2 separate regions of the Mus musculus genome follow, and region 1 is linked to region 2. The links are chromatin loops, found by intact Hi-C in ENCODE. Cell type or tissue: gastrocnemius. All regions are shown on one strand. Each heading gives the region's core, and the rest is flanking DNA. Links, peaks and the distances in the headings are about the cores only. Region 1 has its middle 33 kb from the start of Gm31331. Region 2 has its middle 130 kb from the start of Gm31331.

The links. Peaks named below come from ENCODE experiments on the same cell type or tissue, not always from the same donor. Only the 100,000 strongest peaks of a DNase experiment are listed, where the experiment ranks them.
Region 1: it touches region 2 in a loop (6-fold over the local background); 2 of 42 quality-filtered maps call a loop at or near these places.

What each region holds. Positions count from the first base shown.
Region 1 is chr19:14,123,786-14,135,248 of GRCm38, forward strand. No RefSeq gene overlaps it. Among named protein-coding and RNA genes, the nearest start is that of Gm31331, 33 kb to the left of the region's middle. In gastrocnemius, for the core only: no CTCF peak of the experiment used is centred there; no DNase peak of the experiment used is centred there; H3K27ac peaks cover 389 bases.
Region 2 is chr19:14,221,500-14,232,962 of GRCm38, forward strand. No RefSeq gene overlaps it. Among named protein-coding and RNA genes, the nearest start is that of Gm31331, 130 kb to the left of the region's middle. In gastrocnemius, for the core only: no CTCF peak of the experiment used is centred there; DNase peaks (open chromatin) are centred at 4,443 and 5,278; H3K4me3 peaks cover 259 bases; H3K27ac peaks cover 1,651 bases.

The DNA.
Region 1 (11,463 bases), core at 1,621-9,620, 97 kb before region 2:
TTAAGATAAGATTAGCTGGTGGTGTGCTATCAGCACCTCCACATTTCCCTGCAGGGATTCCTCCTGACAGGCAGAGGCTGGAGGCATGTCTCAGGATTAACACGAGCTAATGATTATACACTAAAGCTTTGGAAATGTCCGACTAATAGGATTAAGCAATAGCAGATGCAGGTCCCCGTTCAGGTTAAAAATGCACTTTTTACATTACAAAGTCAGACAGATCCCTTTGAACATGCAATGAATATGGATGTTTTCAATTATCACAGTCTTCCAGGGCTATACGATATGGTAAATTAATCCCTTTAGAACATCGGAAACAGGACAAAATAGCCTTCTTGAGGCTGAAATCCCTCGTTTTAGATTTTCCTTCATGGGGATAAGCAGCGGTGCACCTCACATAATTAATCTTATTACAAACAGAGAGAAAGGGGAAGTGGGGAAAAAAGTGTATAAAATTTGTTTAAATATTTGAGAAACTTAGAAAAAAAGGCACTTTGAAATCAACATCTCTTAATTAATTTCCAAGCAGTCAAACATGCAAACAGAAGGCACAGCAAGCTGTTGGGTGTGTTGGGAGGGATTTTATTTCTGTGTGCCTCAGGTGTTAGTGTGACAGGGAAAAGGGGAAAAATTAAGGTCAGTTAGAAAAAAAAATGAACATGATAATAACTGCCAGTACAAAGCGCAACTCCCAAGACACGGGAGTGAATATGAAACCTGAGTGGAGAGGAGAAGCAGAGGGCAAACGGGGAAATGAATCCTTTGCAGCAGGACACTGGATAAAGCTATCACCTTCTGGAACAGCTCCTCACTAAACTGCCATTGATGTAATTAGAGGGACTTGGATGTGCCAAAATTTCACTCACTTTGACTCACTTAGGAGTGACTAGGGGGAGAAAGCCTCAGAACCATGCAGCCAGCCCGGCAATGGTAAGAGACCCAAACTACAGCAAAGCAGGCCAAGTAGCGTTGGTTTGAACCTTTGTAGAGTTTAAAGTCAAAGATCTTTCTTACTGGTCTGAGCAATGGTGTTGTGCCTCAGGAACAAGAATTTGAATCACTCCGCACAACCCAAGATAGCTCTTCGTGTCACAAGTCCGACCAGGTGGGAAATTTCATCAGCAAAAAGGAATCACAGTTGATTTTTTGTTTGTTTGGTTTTTATTTTGTTTTGTTTTGTTTTTCTTTGCTTTAAAGAAAGATGAAAAGGTAAAAGAAAAGAGCAGTTCATGCTGGCTTTCGTCCTGGATACAACTCTTTGAGGCTTTGTTTTCTTTCTATTCCTCGTATGCTTCCTCCCCACGCTAATGAACGGCATAAACAGAACTAGAGTGAAACACTGAAGATGAAACAAGCATATGGTGACCTAAGTATAAGAACAGTGTGATGGAACTGTGGGTTTGCATGGCTATGGGTTTCAACATGACTCATCAATCAAAACCCAGATCTGAAAAGACAGTTTAGCTTTCCCCAAGTTCATAATGATCAGGTTCACTGACACATCTTGACCTGTTTCCGTCTGGCAGCTGTCTAGTGTGCTGGCCTAAGAATACAAACTGGACAGATGGAAACACCTCAGCAGAAGTTGCCAAGCAATCTCCAAAGTCGTTTCTAGTTTAATTTTTTTTCATAGAAAAGTCACTTGTATATAGAATGAAAAGAAAGAAGAATTTATGTTAACCTGGCATTCTATTTTCTTTTTCATTTGCTTTTGTCAGTTGCACAATAAATTTCAGAAGATATAAACTAATTTCCAAAGACAGACTGTGCTTCAGTGAAAGACATTCAGAAAGGTGTTTTGTTAAATATGTATGTCCTTCTTTCTTAGAGAAAAGAAAAGAACATGATAATTGTTTGTCAAGTAGTATTAGTGATATATTATCAGAATCCATGTAACTTTTAAAATATTTATTTATTCATTGTAGGGATATATGTATTTGCCAGAGAGTGTTATATGCACTATACTCATGTAGGTGCTCTCAGAAGCCAGCAACGGTGTGAGATCCTCTGCAACTGGAGTTACAGGTGGCTATGAGCCATCCATGTGGGTACTGGGAACCAAACTCAGGTCATCTGCAAGAGCAAGCAAGTGCTCTTAACCAATGAGCCATCACTGATGTACTGGACACAGTTCTATCATCCAAATTTCAATGGCATGCATTAAGACTGATCTTTGTTCAGTTAATGCACATGTAGGACATTGGGGCCCAAGCTGAATGGAGATATTGATTAAAAGTCCTAAATATTGCTTTTAAGTCTACATTTCCTACCAGTTGCCAGAGCTGCTCAGTCTGGTCATCTAGGACAGAGCACCCAGCAGCAAGGCATTGGGACACTGAAGCCACTTAAGAACAAACATTCCACAAGCCCAACTGGATAGAACCAAGCAAACCTCCACACTTTGCATTTTGGAAGAAGTGCAAAGCTGTATATACAGGAGCAAATTTGATGTTAACCAAAGCACCACAAGTTTTGGCACAAGGCAGATTTAGCACATAAGTATACTTTGACTTCATTACGAGTCTAACTTTTCATTTCTCCACCATCTTATAAACTAACAATGTTCTAGAATTTTCAAATGAAGATTGTTAAAGTTCGGCACCATTAGAGGCATCTGAACATTATATTACTAGATCTGTTGTATGTTTAAATTTTCCACTACTGATTATTTTCAACAAAAACTAAGTCATTTATTTTTCAAAAGACCAAGATACGATCTCTCTGAAATTAAAAAAAAAATCCCCAAATTCATTATATTTAACAAAGTTAATTGTGTGTGTGTGTGTGTGTGTGTGTGTGTGTGTGTGTGTGTGTGTAAAATCCAGCTATGTTTAAAAAAAAAAGAAAAAAAAAGGATAGAAGAGGAAAAACCACTGAGGCACCCATGAAGGTCACTCTTGCCTTCCAATCCTTCATGAAATACTAGGAGAAACAGACAAGCACTCATCTGCAAATCAATGATCGATGTGCAACAGGAAAGATAAAAATGAATGTTCAATCAAAACACAAAGAAGTCAACAGTTGTTAATGACACTGGCTGACAACATCTACTAAAAATGCTGCATGCAAATAAAGGGTGTGCTAGTAGTATACACCCTAATGATATGGTTTCAAGTCATTGAATGTGGCCCTTCTAATTGTGTGCCTAAAAGTACATCAAGGACCTAATATTGCTTTTCGTGACATTATCTTTCTTTCCTCCACTCTAGGATTGTCATTACATCTAATGTATGCCTCTACTAGGAAATAGTAACTTGTTTCTGACTTTGTATTAAACTTGAATAGAATAAGAAAACATATTTCAAAGAAAATGGAACATGAAAAAGTGTTGAGGGACAGACAGAAGTTCTGGAAAGAAAAAACAGAAACACTCTGTCCTTCAGTCTAACAAACATTCCTGAACCATGAGTGTGGGGCATAGAGGGCAATTTCCCATAGTTCCTTGTGCAATGAAGTAGACTCATCCAGTCAGAACTCTCCTTGCTCCTTTGCTTCATTATCAACTGATGTTTGAGGGACTTATTTTGACCAACTTTTATGTTACAGAATTTCCACCTTAGCTTGTGAGTTTTCAGAACTTCAAGGAAGATTGAGACCTTTGAGAAAAGGCAATGCTAGAAAAGCAGAGTACATACTTTTCTACCAATCCCTAAGAGCCAGATACAGATGACTCAGTCATCCCCCTATCTTGAACAAGGAACTGTGAAATCAATAGCAATCATAGATTACAATAGAAATTTAATCTCTTGCTCAGAAGAGCTCAGAGATGACTAAAAATCCACCATCATGTTCTCAGCATACCTTCAACAGATTGAGGGTGTAGAGAAAAGGAACAGGAGAACTGTGAGTTGCTTCTCCAGGAAGCACTGCCTGGGAGGCAAGAAGAGACCACCCCAAAGAGCTTATGCTAGAACAGCTGGTTGCCATGATTTCAGAAGCCTTGACCTGAGAAATGCATTCCACAGATGAAACCTTTGTACACTTCTAAGTACAAGGTTTAACATAAAGTCAGAAATAGCCTATTCTCTTTCTCGTAGTGGGCATGCACTGGATATGAAAATAGCCACAGAACAGACAGAATAAAGTTATGTCACAGAAAGCAGTATTAGACTCCTTAACCTGTCTTCAGGCATGCATATAGAAGTATGGCTACATTCGGGAACTTGAAGCCTGACAGCTAGAGTATCCTTTCTCATCACAGCCTCTTTATGTACATATGGCTTTCAAACCAAGATTGGTTGATTGTTGTTTTGGGTGTTTGTTTGGCAGCCATATGTTGTCTTTCATTCCTCTCCTTGTCACTCCATCCCACTCTCAGACGTGGCTCTTCTTTGGTTGTGGGGTTTGAATGCTAAGCTTCTCCCCATGGATTCTATGAAGACTTACCCAGTATTCAATGACTGAACCACTGAACCCCACCTTTGTTAATGTGTGCAGCATTCAGGAGGTGACCAAAAGAACCTTATTTCTGATCAGATAGATTTACTACATAAGTGATTAGAAAACACAGAACATGTAGGCCTTAAAAAAAATGCCGAAGGCTGAGAAATGAACAGTAAATATATCTTCTCTGAAACTGAGGTCAACTTTAGTCATACATCAAAAGGTAGCCTGGTGTCTTGAAGTAGTTAATCTTATAAGTAGAGTGCCTGACAGCAGGGAAAAACTAACTCAGTATTTATTTTTCCACAGGGTTCAAACCCTTGTCATAAAGCCAGCCAGATGTTCCCAATTCTAGGGAACATGTTACTTTAGCCTTAGTGATGGTGAGTCACTGGAGAACCTCACTGCTATGCAGGATTCCAACAGAGATGACATTTTGCAATCCAAGCAGTGGCATGCCCCTTGTTTGGAGGCAAACCGAGAAATAGTTCCCTTCAAATGGGCCTCTAAACAGCTGTCAGGTCAGAATAGCTTCAAGTCGTTACCTATCTGAGCCATGCTGAAGCAGAGACTGTTAGGTGGTGAAAATCTCTGTATCATGTTACTAATCTCACTGGCCAACAGTGGCTGTGTGAACAGTCAGCATTCTCTGTTAGTAAGCAGCAAAAAATAAGTCACTGCTCACTACTAGGAGTTCAAGGAGCACTGCAGAGACTGGGAAACGGAGTAAGTTCAATAGGCCTTGTCAGAGATTTGCCTCCAGAGTAAAACATGACATCTGTTAAATCACAGATCACTCCAGCTCTGACCTGCTAATGCTTGACAACCCAGACTTTCTTCACAATGACCCATAAGTAGCCTTCCGCTAGTCAACATTAGCTCCAGAGCTTGGGCCCAATTTCCTGGCCAATTAGCAGCTCGGCAGTCTAAATTAAAGAAATCGGGAGCAGCTGTAAGCCTCTCACTACGATTACTTATAAACCCTTCAAATCTAGACTCAAATAGCTTCCCTATAGTTTTGCTCAATTGATTAACTCCGACTGGTTTATCACTAAACCATTCATTTACTTTAACAGTCCACTGCAGCCTCAGATAAAATGCATTTCATGTCCCTTCTTGGGCCTTTAATAATTAGCCATGTCTACCATGTCTTTTAATCTCTTACTTAATGAGTGCTTCCAATCTTTAATAATTTAAAAGCATATCAAGCCAAGTATCAATTAAAGAGAACTCTTCCAGGCAGCAAAAACAATAAGTGTTAAGTCAGTGGAGAAAAGTACACAGAGCCCTGTTGCTTTCCGTTGCTCAAGAGTACTTGAAAACTATGGGATTATTTCAAAACATTACACTTCACTGCAATTTATTTTAGTTAGCTTACAGGGAAATTAAGTATAAGAAATGATCGTGCATTTTGTGCAGTTTCAAAACAGAATCATGAATGGTAATATCAAGCCTAGTTCTTGCTTCTGAATATATTGCAACCTGCTTAGTTCATCCTCATTGCCCGAGAACACTAGCTGGCTTATGCTATAATTTACTGGTTATTGGTCCTTCAGATATTCTGCCTCATCTTTAAACTCTTGACTCTTCTAAGATAGCCAACTCATTGAAGCTGTTTCACACTATGTCCCTGGAAGGACACTCTGCATGTTTACTAATGAGTTTTTGCAAGGATTATTATTGGAACAGTGCTAGGTCCTCACTCCTGGAAGATTACTAGGAAAAAAGTAGGTAATTTCTGAGTAGATCTTGAGAGTCAAAGACTTAGCCTATAAAAATCTTTAACAGATTGTGAAAATGGCTGAATTACCCCCTCCCAGTAATGCAGAATTTATAGTGTGAGTTTCCATGGCAGATGGAGTCTTGATCTACAGACCTTGAAATCTAGATTAATTATTTTTTAAAGATTTATTTATTTATTTTAGGTATTTGAATACACTGTAGCTGGACAGATGGTTGTAAGCCATCATGAGGTTGCTGGGAATTGAACTCAGGACCTCTGTTCACTCCAGCTCTGCTCACTCTGGCCCTGCTCGCTCCAAACCAAAATTTATTTATTATATGTAAGTACACTGTAGCTGTCTTCAGACACACCAGACGAGGGCGTCAGATCTCATTACAAATGGTTGTGAGCCACCATGTGGTTGCTGGGATTTGAACTCAGGACCATCAGAAGAGCAGTGAGTGCTCTTAACCGCTGAGCCATGTCTCCAGCCTTAATTTTTTGTCACTAAAATTTCTACCTTTATTGGAAAAACAAATGGCAGAGCAATGTATCTGTTCTAAATCCAGGGCTATGATACTTTGAGCATATCTGCCTGCTCCTGTGGACACTTGCCTTTGTGACCAAGCGTGAGCCACCTCACCAGAGAATTAAAAACTGCACAGAGGCATTAGCTGTCACAGCTAAAAGGACATCTTAAGCAGCAGAGCTTTATGTCAACTTCATATAGCTACAGTTATCCGAAAGGAGGGAATCTCAACTGAGAAAATGCTTCCATGAGATCTGGCTCTATGGCATGTTCTTAGTGACTGATGATGGTGAAGAACTCAGCTCATTGTGGGTGGGGTCATCCCTAGTTGGTGGTCCTGGGTTCTGTAAGAAAGCAGACTGAACAAGTCACAAGAAACAGACCAGTAAATAGCACCACTCCCATAGAGTAAATCAACAGATTATAAAACAGATAAATGTTGCTCTTGTCATTACTGTCTCTATCTGCACCATGATATCACATTTTATATAATATTCACTATTGTTATAAAACCTAAAATGCTAATTTCCCATGAATGGAATTTTGGCTATTTTTAGCTTGTGTGTTGTATTAAGAAAAAATGGGCTTCAATATCAATAATGTTGGTACACCATGATTATTTGGATGTCTCAATAACACAGTAGCCATCAGAGGCTATTTCTATAACTTTCAAAGCCACAGCCATTTCAGTGTTATCCAGGAACACATGCATATCACACCATCAGTGTCTCTATAGCCAGTTGATTTGTGAGATAACAATGTGAGTAACTCATGCATGCTCCATCCCTAATGTGCTCTCTTTAACAAATAACCATTGCAGATTTCTGACACTTCCTGATGACATCAGGAGATATGACTGAACATTCTCTGGGCGCCACGGTACTCTCATCATCTGGCTTCGCTTGCTGATGGAGATAATAATGTTTAGGTGTCAATTTTGATGTCTGTATCTTAATATGCTTAAATACTGAGGTTCCCTTGGGCATGGGTCAGTAAGAGAGCATGCAGAATGGAGAAGCATAAGCAAAGAGCTTGTTTCTCAGTTCTGTTCCAGCACTGAGTCTGGAGGAAGAATGGCTTTGCTTATCTGAGAATCAGCAGCCATGGTATTAATGCAGTCACCACAGCCCTAATGCTATGCTGACTATGTATGTTTCTTAATTTGCACTTGCAAAGGACTCACGCAAAATAAACACTGTGTTCATAATTTTGTATAATACCCTCAGAATTGAAAATTCCAAATTTATCAAGTTCCTAATTATGCATTTGCTCGGAAGGCTAGTGACTGTTTAAAGAATCCAAAATATAAATATATTTTAGATACAGATATTAAATTGTGTGATCCACTTTCATTTTGATATGTTAAAGAATTTCTAAGGAGTAATGACAATTTTTGTTTTGTAAATTTGCAACTCATAATAACTTCTTTTATTCTTAAATTCAATGAATCCTCTTGCTACCTTTACAGGTACATAAGAGCAGGCATCGATCATTTCATTTTAAAGATAAGAACATGGAACTATTCATGTGGTACGTGTTCATTAGACAAACTAAATGTACATAAGTTTTGAAATTTGGTCTTACAGTAATAGCTAGCTACCAAAAAGCCAAATTAAGGCGAGAAAGATATCAAATCTATTGTTCTGGGCCAAACTTGATGTATGTTATGATAATAAATTTTATGTGTTGTTTGAGCACACTGAAAACTATGTTCTGGAAGTGAATTGTTACCTGCAACCCATTTAATACCAAAACATGTTTGTCTTCTAGTGTCATCCAAGATTTATTTTTCTGAAATTGGCTGCTCCCCTAAATTCTGTGCCAGGAAGAGGAGATAACAGTAAGAGACACGAGTTAAAACACCACGTTCTTAAGAACAACTAGAAAGTAAAGCATTTCTACCAGAGGTGACTATGCTTATCTCATAATATAAAAAGTGCCTGCAGTGGGAAAGAGAAGCCTGAAATTCAGCCAGGGAAGTCCAGCAGCTGCCTCAACTTCACCAGTCAGTTTCTGCTGAAGAAACTGAACATTTGATTTAATACCATGTTTTCCTTTCTATTTATCCATCTGTCTGTTTATCTGTTTGTTATTCTTTCTTTTGCTTGCTACATATGTAATTATATATAATTCATAAACTTACTAGTTTACAGCTATAGTAGATGATTCTTCTTACCATGTAGGACTTTATAATGTTTTTATATGGGAACATAAATTAACATTTCTAGCAATAGCATACACTGATCCCTGTTTTTCCAAACATCATCGAGACTTATTTTTTTATAATAGACAACCTAACAAGTACAAGGTTATAGCCTGAATCAAAATTTTTTCCATCCCATCTCTTTGTATTAAAATCCAAGCACAAAGCTAGCTACTGTTACATCTAAAAGGTGAATGGATTGTAGAGAGAATATCTTGAATAGTGTATGGATGTATCACTTGTCAATTAAAAAGATGCTGGCAAGGATGTGGAGAAAGAGGAACACTCCTTCATTGTTGGTGGGATTGCAAGCTTGTACAACCACTCTGGAAATCAGTCTGGCGGTTTCTCAGAAAATTGGGCATAGTACTACTGGAGGATCCCGTAATACCTCTCCTGGGCATATATCCAGAAGATGTTCCAACCGGCAACAAGGACACATGCTCTACTATGTTCATACCAGCCTTATTTATAATAGCCAGAAGCTGGAAAGAACCCAGATGTCCCTCAACAGAGGAATGGATACAGAAAATGTGGTACAAGGCCACACTCATAACCCTTTCCAAGCAGTTCCATCATCTGGGGACCAAATACTCAAGTATATGAGCCTATGGGGGCTTTTGTCATTCAAATTACCAGAATCCACACCTTGCTGCCCATAGACTCATGGCCATATTATAATGCAAAATGTATTTAATCCAATATCAAAATTTCCATGGTCTTTTACAGTCTCAAAGTCAAAAGTCTTTTTTGAGACTCAAAACAACCTCTTAATTATGACTCCTGTAAAATAAAAAAGGTGAATCATATATATCCAAAAACAATAGCACAGAATATAAGTTACCATCCCAAAAGATAGGCAATGGACATAGTGAGGAAATGTTGGATCAAAGCAAGATGTAATTCAAGCAAATTTAGCTATCTTTGATGTCATAGAACTTAAATGGCTCTGTCCCTCATGCTTTTCTACCTGAAAGATAAATCTTTCTCTTGGGCTAGTTACACTTCTTGTGTGTATCTTTGGCAGCTAGCCCGTGGCTCTAGAACTCCTAACATCTTGGAGTTGTCAATCTAATTCAAGCTTCACTTTGACTATTGCACATTGCCTAGTCTTAGGGACTCTTTTAAACTGCACAGAACTTTTCCTCAACCCATTTACTCATATATCCTCCATGCCCGCCATGTGAGTAGCATGACCAAGTTCAGCTACCTGCCTGGTCTCCTTGACTTACTTTTGCAGCACCTTTGATTTGTTGTTTGTTTGTGGGAGCAGAAATTCCTTATGCTTTTTCCTTTCACAAATTCACGGCTTAACTGGGTGGGATCTTGACCCAAAGGCATCCCTCCATTTACTCCCTATGAGGATCAGACATATCTTTAATCTCCTTATCTCTTTCAGTATAAACCTTGCTCTTTTTCTCTTTCAACTGCACATTTATTTCTTCCTTTCCTGTTTGGTCTCATTTATTATAGACCTGTTTAAGAGTGACAGACTCTTATTGGGCTGTCTTTACATCCTCATGACAGACTCAATATTAAGCTGTCTGGAAACCTGTCCCACCAAGGAAATTCATGTATTATTTCTCAATTTAGCTTTAGACAAATTATTCAAACATGGACAAAAGGCAGTCTCACTTTTGCCAAATTATTACAGAAATGATCTTTGACCAAATTGCTGTTAAAGTCTTTGTTTCCCCCGATGCCTTTTGAGCTGGTTCTATACAGTCCACACAGATCTTAGCACTACTGTCTTCCAAGCTCCAACAAGGATGGTCCATTAAGCTCTATGTAAACCATTCAATGCTCCCCTAGTTCAAAGTACCAAGACCGTCAACATTTCTCCAAAACACAGCATGATCAGGTCTGTTACAGTCCTGCTCCCGATACCAACTTATATATTTGTTACCTTTCTATGGCTGTAATAAAACACCATGACCAAGACAGCTCATAAAAGCAAACATTTAATTGGGCTTTCAGTTTCAAAGGTTTAGAGTTCTTGATGGTGGAGCAAAGATAAAGAAGCAGGAACAGCTGAAAGCTCACATCTCAAACTGCAAGCAGGAGGCAGAAGCCATACTGGGAATAACATGCATCTTTTAAATCTAGATTTCTGGTCCCAGTGACACCGCTCTTCCAACAAGTCCTTACCTCCTGAGACTTCCCAAACAGTCCTACCAACTGCAGATCAAGTATTCAGACATATGCTCCTACAGGATCAGTTCTCAATCAAATCACTACAACTTTCATATTATTTATAGACTGTAAAACTTTACAGTTTCTTTACTTTTCATTTTTTATTGGTGCATATTTATTTACATATGTTAGGTTTCACAAACACTTTCTTAGCATACCAGACATTTTGAACATGTTCACCCCTATATCCTCCCCTTCCTTCTTCCATAACATTATCTTCCTCTTACTTTTCTCCTTTCTTTCCTTCTTCCCTCAGTCTGCATATACCTATAAAATCTTTCTTAGTTGGATGGTTTCCACTTATACCCATATTTAAGCAGATAACATAATTTCTTTCATATATTTGAGTAAAATTTAATGTGTCAATATTTTCTTTAGTCATTTACCTATTGGTGGATGCCTGGGTTGATTCTGTACTTTCTATTGCAATCA
Region 2 (11,463 bases), core at 1,399-9,398:
TTTTAGTGGTTCATGATTTGATGTGTCAAAATGACTTGAAATTTAGCAATAACTATAGGCTACTTCATATAGATGTTAAGGAACATTTTGTGTTCATTTTAAAAACAAAATTGCCATTCTAGTTTTGTTAGCAAATAAAATGTTAACTGATATTGCGTTCTATTGGTTAGCACATGATGAACTTCCCTCGATTTAATCACTTAAAATCCATCTGTTCCATTTGAATGTGGATCTGTCAATCAGGAATTTGGACAGTGTATACTCCCTGACATGTGCTCTTAACTAGGATAGTGTCAGAGGCTGGAACCAGTCGGAGCATTCAGCAGGGTCACAAGCCTGTGACCCTGCTTCTTGCTTTTGGTAGGCTTTCTTTATGCTTGGGTTATGGTCTTGTCACACATCCAACTGGGTATATTCATAGAGTGGATGTTGTACATGGTATCTGATCTTCCAAGGAAAAGAGAGGATGCTCAGGAGTCATGAAGGCCAGGCCCAGCACTGATATAATAAGGTATCTTTGTAGTCTTTTGATCAAAGCAAACCATTGAGAAGTTTGGTCTGATGGTACAGGGCTACAATCTTAGGTATTTGGGAAGTTTTAGCAGAACCTCAAATTCATAGCCAGTGTAGCACCTTAGAAAAATCCTATTACAAAATGAAAAGATGTTAACACAGACACAGTAGAGCAAATTCACATTCCCTGCTGAAATGGACGAAGCAGTACATACAAAGAATCAAGAGGTTGTTGGTGGCCATTTTGGGACACTCCAACGTGTTTTTATTATCCCTGGCCTTAAAGTGCTTGGTTGTGGAAAATCTTATCTTAGATATTTAACCTCAAGTATCTTGAAAATTTCAATCATCCAGTGCCAATACAATCTCAATTTTGAAAGCAACCTAAATTGAAAAGGTTGTTGGGTAGTGAAATGACAAATGACTTTGACCGTAATATATTAGAATCATCAATTAAATAAAAACTACTAGTATAGTTCTATGGCTAATCTTACTTACCAACTTGACTACATCTGTAACCAACTAAAACCCAAGCAAGCCTGGAAGAATTTTCATGATTAAATCACTTAATATGGGAAAACCCACCTTATGACTGGGCCACACCTTCTTGTGGCAGCCCACATAAAATGACACAGAAAAGGGAAGCCTTTGATACTTCCCTGCTTGCCCTCACTCTCACTGGCAAATTTATCTATCTAGTTGCTGAGACATTCCTTTGCTGATATTAGAGCCTACTTCTTCTGGCTTCCAAGAGACTGAAGACTTGTTGTTCTCAATGAATTCCCTGGGACTTCCTCTCCCACTGAGGCCAGACAAGGTAGCCCAGCTAGAAGCACATACCCTGTGTACAAACAACAACTTGTGGAATGACCCACACACACACTCCAGTTGTTCAGGACATACAAGAAGACCAAGCTGCACATTTGCTACATAGGTGAGAGGAGGCCTAGCTTCAGCCCATGTGTGTAGTTCAGTTGGTGGTTCAGACTCTGAGAGCCCCAAGGGTCCAGATTATTTGACTCTGTTAGTATTCCTGTAGAGTTCCTATCCCCTGTAGGGCCCACAATCCTTCCTCTTATTCTTCCATAAGACTCCCCAATCTCCATCACTGTTTGATTGTGATGATCTGTATCTGTCTAAGTTGGTTGCTGATGGAGCCTCTCAGAAGACAACCTGCTTCTGTCTACAGGCATAAGAGAGTATCATTAACTGAAGAATGGATAAAGAAAATGTGGTACATCTACATAATGGAATACCACTCAGCTATTAAAAACAAAGACAACATGAGTTTTGCAAGTAAATAGATGGAACTTGAGAAATTTATCCCAAGTGAGGTAACCCAGACCCTAAAAGACATACATGGTATATACTCACTTATAAGTGGATATTAGCCATAAAATACAGATACCATGCTACACTCCACAGACCAAAGAAGCTAAACAAGAAGGAAGGCCCAAGCAAGAAAGCTTCAATTTCACTTAGAAGGGGGAGTAAAATAGTCATAAGAGGCAGATGGAGGATGGGAACTTCGAGGGAGTGGGTGGAGAGGGGAATGGGGTGTTTGGGATCAAGTGTGGAGAATGACAGGAGAGATGGATAGATGGCCATGAAATTGAATGGGAATCTGCAACTGACAGGGGTGAGAAGGTGGGGGACATCTATAGGATGAAACAGAGACTTGGGAAAAGGGAGACACCCAAGAATCAATGGGGATAGCCTAGCTTATAACATTGAGGATATGGAACCTGAAGAGGCTACTTCCTGTAGCCAGGCAGGAACTCCAGTGGAGCATTAGCGACACTAACCCACCCATAAAACATTCAATACAAAATTTATCCTGTCTACTAGAAATTCAGGCATGGGGAATAGAACAGAGACCGAGGGAATGACCAACCAATACCTGGCCCAACCTGATACCCATCCCATGGTCAAGTTCCAAAACCTCCAGCTTTTAAGCCTCTGGAGCTTTCTGTTAGACACACTTTTACATTTCTCTGTAAAGGGATGTAAAATTGCTAAAGGAATCAGGGACATCCATTTTGACTCCACTGGAAAGAGACTCTTGGGAGTGGGCATCTTGTCCTCAGGACATCTTGGGAGTTTCTTCTCTTTGCTGATTTTACTTTCCATCGTTCACTATAATCATTTATAACCAGAAGTTCAACCTTACGATGAGCCTTGAACATTCTCTAGACACCCATCAGACCTGTATAACTATCTTAACAGGGTACCACAATGATTTAGAATGCATGAGACAGTCCACAAGATGCCTTATATGGGCCTAGAATCACAGAGAGGACATGGTATAAATCAGCACCTCTCAAACCATATACCCACTCACACACCCACACACATAAACATACATTCTCAGATATGTTCAAACCATACTGTAGATATTCCATGTGTTTGTAATGTTATACTATCATTTTCATCTTTACTTTTTAATCAAGAAAAACCAATAAATTCACTTAATTGAAAGCAAAATTATTGGCAATTTTTTTCTTTCTATAGAAATTTTGAGCAAAATTCTAGATTTACACCTTCATTTACAGGGGAATGCCGGGGCCAAAAAATGGGAATGGGTGGGTAGGGAAGTGGGGGGGGGGGTATGGGGGACTTTTGGAATAGCATTCTAAATGTAATTGAGGAAAATACATAATAATAAAAAATATTAAAAATAAAAAAAGAGAAAAAAAGGCAATGTATGTAATGATCATATAAGCATGTTCCTAATACACTTAGTCTATAGCTGATGCTAGAAACATCAATGAGGCTGAGTGACCAGTATAATATAGACCTGCATGATGAGGGCATTGTGAACATGGCCTCAAGTGCACAGCTTCACGCTAACCAAGGATAAACTATGTAATGCCGTGGCTACCTATCCGGTAACTACCTCTTTTAACTTATTGCCCTCACCTTCTTTCCTTCCAAAATGTCCTTCTTTCTTATTTATTTATCAAAGGAAAGAAACAGAAGGAATGGAACTCAAATAAACAGGTGTCCTCTGAATTTCCCCTGGAGTTATCCCACTCGAGCTCCCTGATAGCATGAGGAAGCACGGCAAACTTCTGTCCTTGTGTGGCACAGTCTCATTTTAGTATCACCTGTTTCTATTTGGAATGAAGGGGAACCCAAAAATAAATGAACTGGCTCAGAAGCCCATGATGAAAATAGCATTGAAAGACTGACTCCGTCTGCAGCTGGCCCTCACCACAGACTGTGCCGGGTCTCCACCTCCCTCCTCCACTTCCCCTTCTATGCCAGGGCAGCTTATTCACACTGCCAGTGAATACTTAACACGGAATTCTTCAAGTACCACTGCAGAGCATCCAGCAAACACAGCTCTAAACTTAGCCTCACATATGTAGCCAGAGACACAGATAAATATAGAGACCTAGAAATACATACAGAATGCCAGAGAAACATGCTCTCGGCCAGAAACATATTGTGAATATGCAAATACCTCAGTGTCTGGTACTGAAGCTTTGCCCTTTAGCACTTACCTCGCTCTGTCTTTCTCTCATTTTCTCTCAGTACCATATCCCCCTCCACCAGTCTCTACCCATCTGTTTATTTTTTTTCCAATCTCCTCATTTAAAAAAAAAATATGGTATCACCTCTTAAAAATAAGAAAAAATATGGTGCTACAATTCCCACTGCCAGGTGTAACATATGATTCTGCTTCTGGGAGCTGGGAAACAAAATGTATAAAGGGGGATGGGTGTGTTCAAACTTTCTTACAAAGGTTACCAGAAATGGATTCTTAACCATTTTGTCTGCACTGTGTTCATTCCTTATTAGATTTCAGGTTTGCTTTGTAGTTTAAAGAAATTGTATAATCCAGACCTTGTCATCAACTGGTTTAATTTATTTCCCCGAAATGAGAGGCCTGGCAGAGGCAAGCAAGCCTGGCAGGGGCAGGCCTGCCTCTCAGATGTCTGGATCAGCGAGCTTAGCTATGGAAACAAGTGTTAAAGTGCCACGGACGACAAGTTCCATGGGTGCTTTTCACATCACATTCTATATGGATGACATCATTCTGTATACTGACCAGCACAACTGCATCCTTCTGTTTGATCTACATCACAGAGATGTGCCTCCATGAACCAGAAATTGGCACTGTTACAAATTATCTATTCTAGCAAGAAAATGAGACTTAATTAAGTCAATTAGCCAATAAATGAAACAAACATAAGAGGGAAAGAAGAAAGTCAGGACAAATTTCTTTTCCAGGAGCTAAATTCCTTGTCTAAAAGGGAAACTATTGGCATTCTAAGTATTCTAAGAAAAGATCTTGCTATATCTATATTTTATATTCCTGTTTGCAGCACTAAAGATATAGTGGCATGAGCATCATTATTAGAAGTAGCTATTTTCAATAAGTTGCTAGAAAATGGTCATCATTAATCTGACCTACTGAGAAAGATAACAGAATAAAGGAATGGGTAGTTCTGGAGTACATACCCTTTGCCAGCCTAGCGACCAGACATGAGTTATTGTATTTCATTTCATCTTTACAAACAGCACTGCAGGGGAGGTATAATCCTTGTTTTATGAGAAAGGAAACTGAGACTCTGAGAGGTTAAGTAATATGCTCAAGGCCTCAAGGTTATAAGTGCAACAGCCAGAATTCAATCTGAGCTTTGTCTACAAAGCCCATGTTCTTTCCACTGAATCAACCTAGACAGCAAGTTCAGGGCATGTAAGGCCAAATTGGCAAACCCTGGTCCTGGCAAGCTTCCCCTTAGCTTAGCTGGTTTAAAAGGACAAGGTATCATATCTCCAGTTGGGTCACAATAATTAGATGTGCTCCCCTGGCCTTCAAGTGATGTTGGCCTGGCTCCAGCTCCTATATCAGCATTACTCAATTGAAATCTTATCTGACCCTTGATGAGTTATTAAATCAAAGTCAAATTTAAACTGATGTTCAGAAACTCTACACTTGAAAAACAGGAACAGAAAATCAAAAGACCTCTATTTGTTCTCTTTGTAAATACTTGCTTTTTAATGTAATTATTGATCTTAAAACAAAGAGAAAGAAATAGATCAGAGATATCCCTAAATCACAAGTGGATAAAAGAGAAAACGGTTTATACTTATGTTCCCAAACAGGTCTGGTAGCTACAAGGGCTGATGACTTTATGGCCATTTACATGTGCAAAGTGTCAAGCAGTAATAAACTGGGTGAGCACAGATGCCACCCAAATAATCCCAGGAGTACGCAAGAAGGGGGCGTCAAATAAAACAATGAACATGACTTTGAGAATGGACATTATAAACAGGTCTTCAAACGAGCAGTAACTGGACAGCTATATTGAAGTTTGCCACCCTACTGTGGCCATACAAAAGTTTGCAGAAATATATATGAAGAACTTAAATCGACATTACCAGTGATATTCGGCTTTCAGTTTCCATCAGAATAAATTTCAAATCAATCCTGAAAGGTCACAGCCACAGTCCAAGCAATGCAGATCCACTTCAAGGTTCCAGTTGCACCTTTCCAGTAACCTCTGTCTTCTACTTCCATGGAGCAGGGATGGCTCTCAGGAGACTAGCCAGCAAAATCAAACTATCAGAAAACAAAATGCATCTTACATCTCTAAATGGGGATCTGCCTTCAGTTTTTTATTTTAGTGGCTGATTTGATTGATTGGAAGTTGGGGAAACAGAATAAGCACAGGGGCTGTATGAGAGAGGAAAGGTGATAATCTCATTATAGATAGAGATGTATAGAGATGTATAGATGTATAGAGTAGCAGTTCTCATCCTGTGGGCCTTTGGGGTCAAATGGCCCTTTCACAGGGGTCATGTATCAGATATTTATATTATGGTTTATAATAGTGGCAAATTTATAGTTATGAAGTAGCAACAAAATAATTTTATGCTTGGGGTTCACCACAACATGAGGAACTATATTAAAGGGTCACAGCATTAGGAAGGTTAAGAACCACTTGTTCAGAAGGGCTGCTACCACTGTCTGAAAATTCACAGTTTATTTTGTAAAATAAGATCTCAGTGGCTGAGAGAAGGAACACTGTGCAGCACCCAGGGCACCTGACACAGCAGAAAATACTCCCTGAGACCCAAAAGGGGGAATATTCTACATATTCCTTACACATTTGCAGCAGGATTATTCTAGTTTGAGTCTTGAAGGCTTAGTCCCCAGTCTCCAGCGCTGTTGAGAGGTAATGGGAACATTAAGAGGTGGGGCCTGTTGGGAATGAGCTAAATCACTGAAGGCTCAGCTTTGAAGGATAAAGTGAGACACCCTGCTCTTTCCTGCTTTTTTGCCTCTACACTGTGCCCAGTTGAACAGATCCTCTGCAAAAGTCCGCCACCATAATATACTACCCACCACAGTGGAATCAACTGACCATGGATTGAAATCTCTGAAATAATTATGAGTTGTGATAAGCCCATCCCCAGCCGTCGTGTATCTCAGATGTTCTGACAAAGTGACAGAAAGCTGGCTAACATGGCCATAGATTGGTCTTATTCCACTGTCTAAACTGAGTGTGTTAACAGGGACTGATGTCAAGGTTTTAATCAGACAATTCTTAGTTCTTGCAGGACCCACAATTTGCTTAAGAATATGAGGGTTGGCCCTTCCGCTCGACTCGAGCCCCGAGCTACCTTGCCAGCAGAGTCTTGCCCAACACCCGCAAGGGCCCACACGGGACTCCCCACGGGACCCTAAGACCTCTGGTGAGTGGAACACAGCGCCTGCCCCAATCCAATCACGCGGAACTTGAGACTGCTGTACATAGGGAAGCAGGCTACCCGGGCCTGATCTGGGGCACAAGTCCCTTTCGCTCGACTCGAGCCCCGGGCTACCTTGCCAGCAGAGTCTTGCCCAACACCCGCAAGGGCCCACACGGGACTCCCCACGGGACCCTAAGACCTCTGGTGAGTGGAACACAGCGCCTGCCCCAACCCAATCGCGCGGAACTTGAAACTGCGGTACATAGGGAAGCAGGCTACCCGGGCTTGATCTGGGGCACAAACCCCTTCCACTCCACTCGAGCCCCGGGCTACCTTGCCAGCTGAGTCGCCTGACACCCGCAAGGGCCCACACAGGATTCCACACGTGATCCTAAGACCTCTAGTGAGTGGAACACAACTTCTGCCAGGAGTCTGGTTCGAACACCAGATATCTGGGTACCTGCCTTGCAAGAAGAGAGCTTGCCTGCAAAGAATACTCTGCCCACTGAAACTAAGGAGAGTGCTACCCTCCAGGTCTGCTCATAGAGGCTAACAGAGTCACCTGAAGAACAAGCTCTTAACAGTGACAACTAAAACAGCTAGCTTCAGAGATTACCAGATGGCGAAAGGCAAACGTAAGAATCCTACTAACAGAAATCAAGACCACTCACCATCATCAGAACGCAGCACTCCCACCCCACCTAGTCCTGGGCACCCCAACACAACCGAAAATCTAGACCCAGATTTAAAAACATTTCTCATGATGATGATAGAGGATATCAAGAAGGACTTTCATAAGTCACTTAAAGAATTACAGGAGAGCACTGCTAAAGAGTTACAGGCCCTTAAAGAAAAGCAGGAAAACACAGCCAAACAGGTAGAAATCATTAAAGAAAAACAGGAAAACACATCCAAACAGGTGATGGAAATGAACAAAACCATACTAGAACTAAAAGGGGAAGTAGACACAATAAAGAAAACCCAAAGCGAGGCAACGCTGGAGATAGAAACCCTAGGAAAGAGATCTGGAACCATAGATGCGAGCATCAGCAACAGAATACAAGAAATGGAAGAGAGAATCTCAGGTGCAGAAGATTCCATAGAGAACATCGACACAACAGTCAAAGAAAATACAAAATGCAAAAGGATCCTAACTCAAAACATCCAGGTAATCCAGGACACAATGAGAAGACCAAACCTACGGATAATAGGAATTGATGAGAATGAAGATTTTCAACTTAAAGGGCCAGCTAATATCTTCAACAAAATAATAGAAGAAAACTTCCCAAACATAAAAAAAGAGATGCCCATGATCATACAAGAAGCCTACAGAACTCCAAATAGACTGGACCAGAAAAGAAATTCCTCCCGACACATAATAATCAGAACAACAAATGCACTAAATAAAGATAGAATATTAAAAGCAGTAAGGGAGAAAGGTCAAGTAACATATAAAGGAAGGCCTATCAGAATTACACCAGACTTTTCACCAGAGACTATGAAAGCCAGAAGAGCCTGGACAGATGTTATACAGACACTAAGAGAACACAAATGCCAGCCCAGGCTACTATACCCGGCCAAACTCTCAATTACCATAGATGGAGAAACCAAAGTATTCCACGACAAAAACAAATTCACACAATATCTTTCCACGAATCCAGCCCTTCAAAGGATAATAACAGAAAAGAAGCAATACAAGGACGGAAATCACGCCCTAGAACAACCAAGAAAGTAATCATTCAACAAACCAAAAAGAAGACAGCCACAAGAACAGAATGCCAACTCTAACAACAAAAATAAAAGGGAGCAACAATTACTTCTCCTTAATATCTCTTAATATCAATGGACTCAATTCCCCAATAAAAAGACATAGACTAACAGACTGGCTACACAAACAGGACCCAACATTCTGCTGCTTACAGGAAACCCATCTCAGGGAAAAGGACAGACACTACCTCAGAGTGAAAGGCTGGAAAACAATTTTCCAAGCAAATGGACTGAAGAAACAAGCTGGAGTAGCCATTTTAATATCGGATAAAATCGACTTCCAACCCAAAGTTATCAAAAAAGACAAGGAGGGACACTTCATACTCATCAAAGGTAAAATCCTCCAAGAGGAACTCTCAATTCTGAATATCTACGCACCAAATGCAAGGGCAGCCACATTCATTAGAGACACTTTAGTAAAGCTCAAAGCATACATTGCACCTCACACAATAATAGTGGGAGACTTCAACACACCACTTTCTTCAAAGGACAGATCGTGGAAACAGAAACTAAACAGGGACACAGTGAAACTAACAGAAGTTATGAAACAAATGGACAGCAAACCAGTAGCCAACATCAAAGTAAATGGAGAGAAGCTGGAAGCAATCCCACTAAAATCAGGGACTAGACAAGGCTGCCCACTTTCTCCCTACCTTTTCAACATAGTACTTGAAGTATTAGCCAGAGCAATTCGACAACAAAAGGAGATCAAGGGGATACAAATTGGAAAAGAGGAAGTCAAAATATCACTTTTTGCAGATGATATGATAGTATATATAAGTGACCCTAAAAATTCTACCAGAGAACTCCTAAACCTGATAAACAGCTTCGGTGAAGTAGCTGGATATAAAATAAACTCAAACAAGTCAATGGCCTTTCTCTATACAAAGAATAAACAGGCTGAGAAAGAAATTAGGGAAACAACACCCTTCTCAATAGTCACAAATAATATAAAATATCTTGGCGTGACTCTAACTAAGGAAGTGAAAGATCTGTATGATAAAAACTTCAAATCTCTGAAGAAAGAAATTAAGGAAGATCTCAGAAGATGGAAAGATCTCCCATGCTCATGGATTGGCAGGATCAACATTGTAAAAATGGCTATCTTGCCAAAAGCAATCTACAGATTCAATGCAATCCCCATCAAAATTCCAACTCAATTCTTCAATGAATTGGAAGGAGCAATTTGCAAATTTGTCTGGAATAACAAAAAACCTAGGATAGCAAAAAGTCTTCTCAAGGATAAAAGAACTTCTGGCGGAATCACCATGCCAGACCTAAAGCTTTACTACAGAGCAATTGTGGTAAAACCTGCATGGTACTGGTATAGAGACAGACAAGTAGACCAATGGAATAGAATTGAAGACCCAGAAATGAACCAACACACCTATGGTCACTTGATCTTCGACAAGGGAGCTAAAACCATCCAGTGGAAGAAAGACAGCATTTTCAACAATTGGTGCTGGCACAACTGGTTGTTATCGTGTAGAAGAATGCGAATCGATCCATACTTATCTCCTTGTACTAAGGTCAAATCTAAGTGGATCAAGGAACTTCACATAAAACCAGAGACACTGAAACTTATAGAGGAGAAAGTGGGGAAAAGCCTTGAAGATATGGGCACAGGGGAAAAATTCCTGAACAGAACAGTAATGGCTTGTGCTGTAAGATCGAGAATTGACAAATGGGACCTAATGAAACTCCAAAGTTTCTGCAAGGCAAAAGACACCGTCAATAAGACAAAAAGACCACCAACAGATTGGGAAAGGATCTTTACCTATCCTAAATCAGATAGGGGACTAATATCCAACATATATAAAGAACTCAAGAAGGTGGACTTCAGAAAATCAAATAACCCCATTAAAAAATGGGGCTCAGAACTGAACAAAGAATTCTCACCTGAGGAATACCGAATGGCAGAGAAGCACTTGAAAAAAGGTTCAACATCCTTAATCATCAGGGAAATGCAAATCAAAACAACCCTGAGATTCCACCTCACACCAGTCAGAATGGCTAGGATCAAAAATTCAGGTGACAGCAGATGCTGGCGTGGATGTGGAGAAAGAGGAACACTCCTCCATTGTTGGTGGGAATGCAGGCTTGTACAACCACTCTGGAAATCAGTCTGGCGGTTCCTCAGAAAACTGGACATAGTACTACCGGAGGATCCAGCAATACCTCTCCTGGGCATATATCCAGAAGATGCCCCAACAGGTAAGAAGGACACATGCTCCACTATGTTCATAGCAGCCTTATTTATAATAGCCAGAAGCTGGAAAGAACCTAGATGCCCCTCAACAGAGGAATGGATACAGAAAATGTGGTACATCTACACAATGGAGTACTACTCAGCTATTAAAAAGAATGAATTTATGAAATTCCTAGCCAAATGGATGGACCTGGAGGGCATCATCCTGAGTGAGGTAACACATTCACAAAGAAACTCACACAATATGTATTCACTGATAAGTGGATATT